Regions from separate parts of the Homo sapiens genome. Here region 2 is linked to region 1. Evidence: read pairs that join two places in POLR2A ChIA-PET (ENCODE). Cell type or tissue: OCI-LY7. All regions are shown on one strand.

Region 1 (5,000 bases):
GCCATGGAGAGGCAGCATGGCATGGTGACTAAAATCGTGGACTGTGGAGTCGACTGCTTAGGTTAGAATCCTAGTTTCACCGCTAGTGATTGTGAGACTTTGGGCAAATAATAGCTTTTTGGTGCTTCAGTTTCTGCAGTTGCAAAATAGAATGATGATAGGGCTGTTATAAGGATTAAATGGAGTAATATTTGTAAAGTGTTTAGAAAAGTGTCTGGTAAACATAGTAAGCACTATGTAGATGTCTGTTAAATAAATGGAAATGTTTTGAGCAGAACAGTATCATCTGACTTAGGTTTTAAGATGACCATTCTGGCTGCTTTATTGAGAATAAACTGTACATGGGCAAAAGTGGAAGCAAGGAAATCAGGAGGCTGTTAAAACAATAATTATTCAAGAGATGATGGTGGCTTGGGCTAGGGTAGTAACTCGAGTTGGTGAGAAAAGGCTGGAGTTGGATATAATCTGAAGATATTGACAGGATGTATCAGTTGATTGGATTTGGGGTATAAGAAAAAAATATTCAGGATGACTCCAAGGTTTCAGCCTGAGTGTTTGGAAGAATGGAGTTGCCTTTTATTAAGATACGGAAAATTGCAGCAGGAGCAAGGTTTATGAGGGAGAAATTAGTTCTAGTATGGAGATTTTAAGTTTGAAATGCTTACTGAATATTAAGATGGAGAGTTTGAGTAGGCAGTTGGATATATAAATTGAGACTTCAGGGGAGAACCTGAGCTTGTTGTAAGTTTGAGAGTTGTCATACAGATGGTATTTTAAAGCCACGAGACTGGATGAAGTTACTTAAGATTGAGAGTATACAGGGCTGGGCACGGTGGCCTATGCCTGTAATCCCAGCACTTTGGGAGGCTGAGGTGGGCGGATCACCTGAGGTCAGGAGTTTGAGACCAGCCTGACCAACATGGAGAAACCCCGTCTCTGCTAAAAATACAAAATTAGCTGAGGCAGGAGAATCGCTTGAACCCGGAAGGCAGAGGTTGTGGTGAGCCGAGATCGCGCCATTGCACTCCAGCCTGGGCAACAAGAGTGAAACTCAGTCTCAGAAAAAAAAAAAAAGAGTATAGAGAGAAGAGGGGGGATCCAAGGACTGAATCCAGTGCCCACTGAAGTTAAGGGGCCAGAAAGATGAGAATCTAGATGTGGAGACCAAAAAGGAGAGTCCAGAGAAGTAGAGGGAGAAATCGAGAGAGTGTGATTACTCAGATGCCAAGTGAATAAAGTATTTGAAGGAAAAGGAAATAATTAGCTCTCAGATATTGTTGTTAAGTATGAAAGATGGGGACTAAACATTGGCTTGGTAATTTGGAGATCCTAATAACCCTGTGATCAGTTTCAGTGGAGTGGCAGGGAGGAGAGCCTGTCTAGAGTAAGTTCAAAACAAAGTGGCAGAGGAGTAAGTGTAGACAGCTGGCATAGAGAACTCTCTCAAGGAGTTTTGCCATAAAGAGAGGCAGAGGACCAGGCACGGTGGCTCATGCCTGTAATCCCAGCACCTTGGGAGTCTGAGGTGGGATGATCCCTTGAGTCCAGAAGTTTGAGACCAGGCTAGGCAATGTGGTGAGACTTCATCTCCACAAAAAATACAAAACTTAGCTGGGCATGGTGGTGCACACCTGTAGTTCAGCTACTTGGGAGGCTGAGGTGGGAGTATCGTTGGAGCCCAGGAAGTGGAGGTTGCAGTGAGCCAAAATTGTAAATCCACCCTGGGTGACAGAATGAGACCCTGTCTCAAAAAAAAAAAAAAAAAAAAAAAAGAGAGAGAGAGAAAAGGTAGAGAAATCAGACACTGGGTGGGAAGGATTATTAAGTCTGCCCTTTCCAAGGTGCATGCTCTTGAGCAAATTTATAAGCCTCCCTGTGCCTTAGTTTCCTCATCTGTAAAATGAAGACACTAATAGGATTGTGTGAGAAGTAGATGATTAATATATTTACAGCATTTAGAAGAGTGCTTGTTGCTTAATGTATTAATTATCTATTGGTATATAACCTATTACCATGGGCTTAGTAGTTTAAAACAACATGCATTTATTATTTCACAGTTTCTGTGGGCTGGGACTCCTGGCATGGCTTAGTTGGCTCCTTTGCTTCAAAGTCTCTCACTGGCGATAGTCAAGGTATCAGCCAGGGTTGGATTCTCATCTGAAGTTTTGACTGGGGAAATATTGTTTCCAAGCTTACGTGGTTGGTAGAATTCAGTTCCTCCAGGGTTGTTGGACTTAAGAGTCCAAGTTCCTAGCTGACTCTTGGCTAAAGCTTGTCATTAGTGTTTTTTTTTTTTGGTTTGTTTTGTTTTTGCCACATCGGCCTCTTCAATATGGCAGATTTCTAAATCAGAGTGTGCACACTGAGAAAGCAATGAGAGAAGACAGAAGTTATAATCTTATGTAACCTAATTACAGAAGCGAAGTCCCATTACTTTTGCCCTGAGTCACAGATACTAAGGGTGTACTTGAAGGAAATATGTCCTTGGTTACATAACAGGGAAAGAAATTCAGTGCACAAGTGGAGGGATTGGCCATAGTTTATCCATTGTTTAAAGAGGGTAAAGCAAGTAAAAGTATCCAATTGTGGCTAGGTGGTAGATGTAGAAGTTTAGATTTGATGGTTTGCTTTTTCTCGGTGGAAGAGGAAGTCAGGTCAGCACAGAGGGAGGAGGAAGGAAGAGGTGTTCTAGGTTCGAGAAGTGAAAAGAGAACATTTGAATAATCAGGAGTGAGGGACTGAATTGACTAGGGAGATGTAGTTAAGTTGCCAGGTGTCACTAAGGGCTCACTTGATGTTTGTAACCATGTATTTAATGTGAGACCAGCTAGCGTGATCGAGAGCTTTCCTTCAGCTGCTCAGGTGCAAGTGTGGCAGAGAAGAGGAATAACACAATAAAATAAAACCACAGATAAATTATAAATTAATAAAGAGAAGTAGAGATTGGCTTTAATCAGGATTAAGGTTTTGCCACGCTAGTATGACAGAGGAAGATGGGGCAAGGGAATGATTATAATGATGGACCATGGAATCTAGTTTCATTAAAGAGAGAAATGAGGACATAGCAGATGGGGGACAGTGAGAAGATGTTAATTAGAGTCAGCGAATTGAGGGTTAGAAGAATTGTTGGGAGTCAAAGTGAGGTGGGAAGTTAAAGAAAGAAAAATAAAATTAAAAAGAGAAATAAGGTTTCCTATATTAGGCTGACTTGTCCCAGAGGCAGCAACAGGCACAGCCCAGACCCAGGGAAAGTCTTGATAATGCTATCTATCTAAGAAGCCAGGACACAAAGGAATGTGCTCTGGAGACTCTCCCAGCACTCCCTCAACATAGGGAGAAGAAAAACAAATTTTCATTTGTTTTATGGTATGAGTTTATAAATTCCATTCTCTGTAACTGGTGACTTCAAGTATTCTGTTTTATCTAAGTAGTGGAGTGGTCATAAACCATCTGAGCAGGCCACCTGGGCGCCATAGTGAAGGCCGTGGAATAAGCCATGCTAGGCACTAGGCAAACCTAGATAATGGACATCTGGGCTGCATGGCAATGGTCATGTGTAATCCTGAGTTATGAACCTGTTACAATTTGATTAACTGTCTTTGTCCTGCCTCTGTATCGCTGCATTCGTGCCACTGTAAGCCTGCTTCAAGCTAGCCCACCCCTTTTTAAAGTGTGTATAAAAGTCAAGTGCTGTCTTTGTTCTGGGCCCAGTCTTTGGATGTTAAGTCCGCTGGGTCTGAGTGCACTCATTAAAGATATCCTCCTGTATACACCCCATGGTCTCTCTCTGGTCCTCCTGATTCCGCCACAAAAGTACTAAGGAGAGAGCTAGGAATTTAGGAGATGGTGCTTAGGATGGTTGCTTGAAATACAGATTATGAAGGGGATACTGTTGTTGAGAATGAGAAGTTCATAGGATATCCAGCAGATAATGTTGTGGACATTTGCTTCTTTAACCAGTATCCATTTACTTTGACATTGTTGCAGAATCTTGATTGTGCTTGTGGAAACCACTGTTTCCCCTTTTCAATCTGTGTGATTTTAATGGTATTGACTACCCTTCCGCAAAGATGTCATTGACTCAGGCTGGCCAGTGAAGTATCTCATCTCTGGGCACAGTGATAGGTCCAAGAAAGGGCACACACCCTTGTCAGCTTGATGAAAGACAAATTTTCGCTAGGGACTTCTGGGAAGAAGACTTATGCTCTTCGGGAGCTGCCTCTGCCATCTTGCTGCCTGAGGTGGGGGTCTGCCAAATAACTGAGTTAACATGGGGGAGGGATAGATAAGAAATAGTGAAAGAGTCCTGAGGGCATCATTTGAGCCCTTAATGAAGCCACCTTAAAGCTACCTCTGGAATTTTTTGTTATTTGGCACATGAAATCCTCTTTAAGTGGGTTTTCTGTCACCTGTAATTAAAGGAGACCGAATGGGTAGGTACAGTCATCGTAAGGAGTTTGCCAAATCCTCTAAGCTTGTTTGGATGAATGGAGTAGAGTGTAGTGGAAGTTTTGTTGAGATATGGAATCTTCAAAATCCTCCTTCCCTTAGATCTATTACATACTCTTCTTTAGCATGTATACCCTTGTGAGAGGTAGTATGGTCTAGTGAAGAGAGCAGAAGACCAGTCTGGAGTTGAGTCTTGAATCTGATCCTGGCTTCTTGAGTTATTTCAACCCTCTGAACCTCAGTTTTCTCATCTGTAGGATGAGGAGAATGTGATTTTGCAGGGCAATTGGAAGGATGAAACAGGATAGTGGATGTTTAGCATGGTACCTGACTGGACTCTAGTATATTGTCTAACTTTTTTTTTTTTTTTTTGACACAAGAGTCTCTCTCTGTCACCCAGGCTGGAGTGCAGTGGTGTAATCTCAGCTCACTGCAACCTCCACCTCCTGGGTTCAAGCAATTCTCGTGCCTTAGTCTTCCAAGTAGCTGGGACCACAGGCATGTGCCACTGCGCCCAGCTAATTTTTGTATTTTTAGTAGAGACGGGATTC
Region 2 (5,000 bases), 190 kb after region 1:
ACATACCCACATGCTAACAAGGTGGGTGTGATGGTTAATATTAGATGGCAGCTTGATTGTATTGAGGGATGCCTAGATAGCTGGTAAAGTATTGTTCTGGGTGTGTCTGTGAGGGTGTTGCCAGAGGAGATTGACATTTGAGTCAGTGGAAAGGGAGAGGAAGATCCATCCTCAATGTAGGTGGGCACCATCCAGTTGGCTGCTAGTGGGGCTAGAGCAAAGCAGGTGGAAGAAGGTGGGCTAAGCCGGCTTTCGGAGTCCTCTGGCTTTCATCTTTCTTCTGTGCTGGATGCTTCTATTCATTTCTCCTAACCTTGGACATCAGACTCCAAGTTCTTTGGCCTTTGCACTCTTGTACTTAGACCAGTGGTTTGCCAGGGCTCTTGGGCCTTTGGGTACAGACTGAAGGCTGCACTATTGGCTTTCCTGCCTTTGAGGCTTTTGGACTCGGACTGAGCCGCCAGTGGCTTCTTTCTTACCCAGCTTGCAGATGGCTTATCACGGGACTTTGCTTTGTGACTGTGTGAGCCAATTCTCCCTAATAAACTCCCTTTCATATATCTATCCTATTAGCTCTGTCCCTCTGGAGAACCCTGACTAATACAGTGGGTTAACAAGGTGGTCGCTTCTCTTTTTTTTTGAGACGGAGTCTTGCTCTGTCCCCCAGGCTGGAGTGCAGTGGCGCGATCTCAGCTCACTGCAAGCTCCGCCTCCCAGGTTCACGCCATTCTCCTGCTTCAGCCTCCAGAGTAGCTGGGACTACAGGCGCCCGCCACCACGCCCATCTAATTTTGTTTTTGTATTTTTAGTAGAGACGGGGTTTCACTATGTTAGCCAGGATGGTCTCGATCTTCTGACCTCGTGATCCACCTGCCTCAGCCTCCCAAAGTGCTGGGATTACAGGCGTGAGCCACCGCGCCCAGCCTACTGGTCACTTCTCATTTAATTCATGAAACAGAAGCAGAGAGGTATTGGCACAGGCTGCAGTCAAGCATTAGCCTCCTGACGCCCTGGACATAAACTGGCTTCCTTGGTAAGCCTGATGTCTGTGTGATGCCCAGATTATGCTGAATTTCCCCCTCAAGGAGTAGGTCTAGAAGACCCAACATCTGGCTGACAGTAAATCCAGAAAGTAAGAGCTGAGAAAATGAAAATACCAGAAACAAATTTTTTTTCAAAAAAGTTTCCAAGAAATGAAAAATGTGTTTTCAAGTTGAAATGCCTGACCAAGTATCCATCACAAGAAATTTAAAAAGACACCTACTAAGGCACAATATGATGAAATTTCAGGACCAGAAACAGAGATCTTAAAAGCTTCCAGAGACGAGAGAAAAAAAAAGCAAGTCACAAGCAAAGAATTGACGATTACAATAGCATCAGACTTCTCAACAGCAACACTGGAAGCTGGAAGACAATGAAGCAGGGCCCTCAAAACTCTGTCTGATAAGTTTTCCTAATCTTGAATTCCATATTTAGTCAAATAATCAAGTGTAAGGAGAAAATAAGGATATTTTATACAAGCAATGTCTCAAAAAACAAAACAAAAAAGTAGCTTCTCAATAAACTGTTAGAGAGCTGTTTCACCAAGATGGAAAAAGGGGATATGGCATTCAGGTGAGTGAGAAATTGGTTCATATAACTATGGGTGCTAGGAAGTCTCATGATCTGGCATCTGCAAGCTAGAGACCCAGAAAAGCTGGTGGTGTAATTCAGTCCAAGCTCAACGGCCTGGGAACCAGGGTAGCTGGTGGTATAAATCCCATTCCAAGGGCAGGAAAAGACGAATGTCCCAGCTCAAGCAGGTGGGCAGGCAGCAATAGGAGTGAACTCCTCCTTCCTCTGTCTTTTTGTTCTGTTCAGGCCCTCAATGGATTAGATGATGCCCACTCACACTGGCCATCTACTCCACTGAGTCCACCGCCAGAAATGCTCATCACATCTGGAAACACCCTCACAGACACAACCAGAAACAATAGTTAATCTGGGCACCCCCTGGTGCCCAGATTTTCTGATGACACAGAAAATCAACCACCACAAGTACCTACCAAGCATCAGGAGCTGTTTTAAACACTGAGGATACAGCAGCGAGCAAACCAAAATAGAGCAAAACCAAACCCTCTTGAAGCTTGCATGGGATTGGGCTTGAGATTGATGACAAATAAGTAAGTAAAATACATAGTGTGTTACATTGTAATAAGTGCCATGGAGAAAAAATAAATAAGAGGGTTGGGCATACCATGATGGGAAGGTAGGTTTAAATGTGGTGGTCGGCTGTGCGTGGTGGCTCACGCCTGTAATCCCACCACTTTGGGAGGCCGAGGCTGGCAGATCACCTGAGGTCAGGAGTTCAAGACCAGCCTGGCCAGCATGGTGAAACCCCGTCTCTACTAGAAATACAAAAATTAGCTGAGTGGGCCAGGAGCGGTGGCTCACGTCTTTAATCTCAGCACTTTGAGAGGCCGAGGCGGGCGGATCACAAGGTCAGGAGTTCAAGACCAGCTTGGCCAACATGGTGAAACCCTGTCTCTACTAAAAATACAAAAATTAGCCAAGCATGGTGGCGGGCACCTGTAATCCCAGCTCAGAAAGCTGAGGCAGGAGAATCGCTTGAACCCGGGAGGCAGAGATTGCAGTGAGCCGAGATCGCACCACTGCACTCCAGCCTGGGTGACAGAGCGAGACTCTGTCTCAGAAAAAAAAAAAAAATTAGCTGAGTGTGGTGATGCGCACCTATAGTCTCAGCTACTCTGGAGGCTGAGGCACAAGAATCGCTTGAACCCAGAAGGCAGAGGTTGCAGTGAGCCGAGATCACGCCACTGCACTCCAGCCTGGGAGACAGAGCGAGACTCTGTCTCAAAAAATTAAATAAATAAATAAATACATGTGGTGGTCCGGGAGGCCTTTTTTTTTTTTTTTGAGACGGAGTCTCACTCTCTTTCCCAGGCTGGAGTACAGTGGCATGATCTTGGTTCACTGCAGCCTCTGCCTCCCAGTGATTCTCTGTGCCTCAGCCTCCCGAGTAGCTGGAACTACAGACACATGCACCATGCCCAGCAAATTTTTGTATTTTAGTAGAGAGCTGGTTTCACCATGTTTGCCAGGCTGGTCTCAAATTCCTGACCTCAAGTGATCCACCCGCTTTGGGCCTTCCAAAGTACTGGGATTACTGGCATGAGCCACTGTGCCTGGCCAGGAAGGCCTCTTGATATTGACAAGATAACATCTGAACAGAAACTTAAAGGTGGTCAGAGAGTGAGCTATGCAGCTATCTGGGAAGGGCATTTGGGCAGATGCAAAAGCTGTGAAGTGGAAGCATGCCTGGTTAGGGTTGGCAGGTAACATACAAGGTGCCCAATTAACTTGGAAACAGCAATAAGTTAAGAGGCTGCTGGAACAATCCAGTCAAGAGATGGTGGGGGCTTGGCTCAGAGTAGTAGCCATAGAGTTGGTGAAAAGTGAGCAGATTCTGAATATATTTTGAAGGCAGAGCCCACAGGATTTGCTAAGAAATTGGACATGGAATGTAAAAGAAATCTTAAAAATGAGTGCAAGGATTAGGCCTAAGCAACTGGAAATAGAAAGTTATTCATTTTATCAAGACAGTAAAGACTGGCTATAGGAGGAGTAAATTTTAGGGTGTTATCAAGAGCTTGGTTCTGATCATAGAAATGTTGGGTTGGTGGCTGGATACTTGGGTCTGGAACTCAAGGGAGAGAAGTGTTGGCTGGTGACATAAATATGGGAGTCATTGTGGTTCTAATTATCAGAACCATTCCTGTCTTCTGAAACAGTTACCTACTACCAGAATTATGCTACATAAAGCCACCCCAAAACTTAGTGGCTTAAAACAACCACCATATGTTTAGCTTACGATTTTGGGGATCAGCAATTTAGGCTGAGTTTAATTAGCTGGGGAGTTCTGGTCTTGAGTCATTTGGGGTAGGCTTTCTCATGCCTCTGCTGTCAGCTGTCAGCGCAGCTGGCTGTTCTAGGATGACCTTAGCTGGAATGATTCATCCCTGCTTCACCCAGTCTCTCATTTCCAGCAGCTAGTCCAGGATTGTGTTCCCAGTGGAGGCAGTGTTTGGAGAGAGAGGAGTGCTCAAGGCCCCTTGAAGCCTAGGCCTGGAACTGTCACATCAACACTTCTGTCACATTCTCACGGTCAAAGCAAGTCACAGGGCTGGTGGTGAAGGACGGGGAAGTAGATTTCCCCCTTGGTGGGAGCAGCTGCAAAGCCGCATTGCAAAAGGCAGAAATACAAGGAGATTGTTTAGCCATCAGTGCAACCAGTTTATCACATGTCCCAAATCTGAAACATTTTCTTTTCTTTTTTTTTTTTTGAGACGGAATCTCGCTCTGTCGCCCAGGCTGGAGTGCAGTGGTGCGATCTCGGCTCACAGCAAGCTCCGCTTCCTGGGTTCACGCCATTCTCCTGCCTCAGCCTCCCAAGTAGCTGGGACTACAGGCGCCTGCCACCACGCCCGGCTAATTTTTTGTATTTTTAGTAGAGACAGGGTTTCACCTTGTTGGCCAGGATGGTCTTAATCTCCTAACCTCGTGATCCACCCGCCTCGGCCTCCCAAAGTGCGGGGATTACAGGCATGAGCCACCGCGCCGGCCAGTCTGAAACATTTTCAACCTGGCTATATTGAAGTTTGATGAACCATCTTTTCTCTCTTAAAAGAAATGTAGCCAGGCAGGTGGGGGGCTCACACCTGTCATCCTGGCACCTTGGGAGGCCGAGGTGAGTGGATCAAGACCAGCCTGGGCAACATGGCAAAACCCCATCTCTACAAAAAAATCCAAAAAAAAAAAAAAATTAGCTGGGCCTGGTGGTGCACACTTGTAGTCCCAGTTACTTAGGGGGCTGAGGTGGGAGGATCACTTGAGTCCAGGAGGTCGAGGCTGCAGTGTGCCAAGATCGCACCACTGCACACCAGCCTGGGTAACAAAGTAAGACTCTGTCTAAAAAAAAAAAAAAAAAGTAAAAATAAATG

What was found. Peaks named below come from ENCODE experiments on the same cell type or tissue, not always from the same donor. Only the 100,000 strongest peaks of a DNase experiment are listed, where the experiment ranks them.
Region 2: POLR2A ChIA-PET joins it to region 1 with 5 read pairs; 5 of 35 experiments call an interaction of 5 or more read pairs at or near these places.

What each region holds. Positions count from the first base shown.
Region 1 is chr13:45,130,150-45,135,149 of GRCh38, forward strand. The region is part of intron 1 of GTF2F2 (general transcription factor IIF subunit 2); the gene reads left to right. Among named protein-coding and RNA genes, the nearest start is that of GTF2F2, 12 kb to the left of the region's middle. In OCI-LY7, no CTCF peak of the experiment used is centred here; a DNase peak (open chromatin) is centred at 2,752; H3K4me3 peaks cover 978 bases; H3K27ac peaks cover 1,270 bases.
Region 2 is chr13:45,321,892-45,326,891 of GRCh38, forward strand. No RefSeq gene overlaps it. Among named protein-coding and RNA genes, the nearest start is that of SNORA31B, 12 kb to the right of the region's middle. In OCI-LY7, no CTCF peak of the experiment used is centred here; no DNase peak of the experiment used is centred here.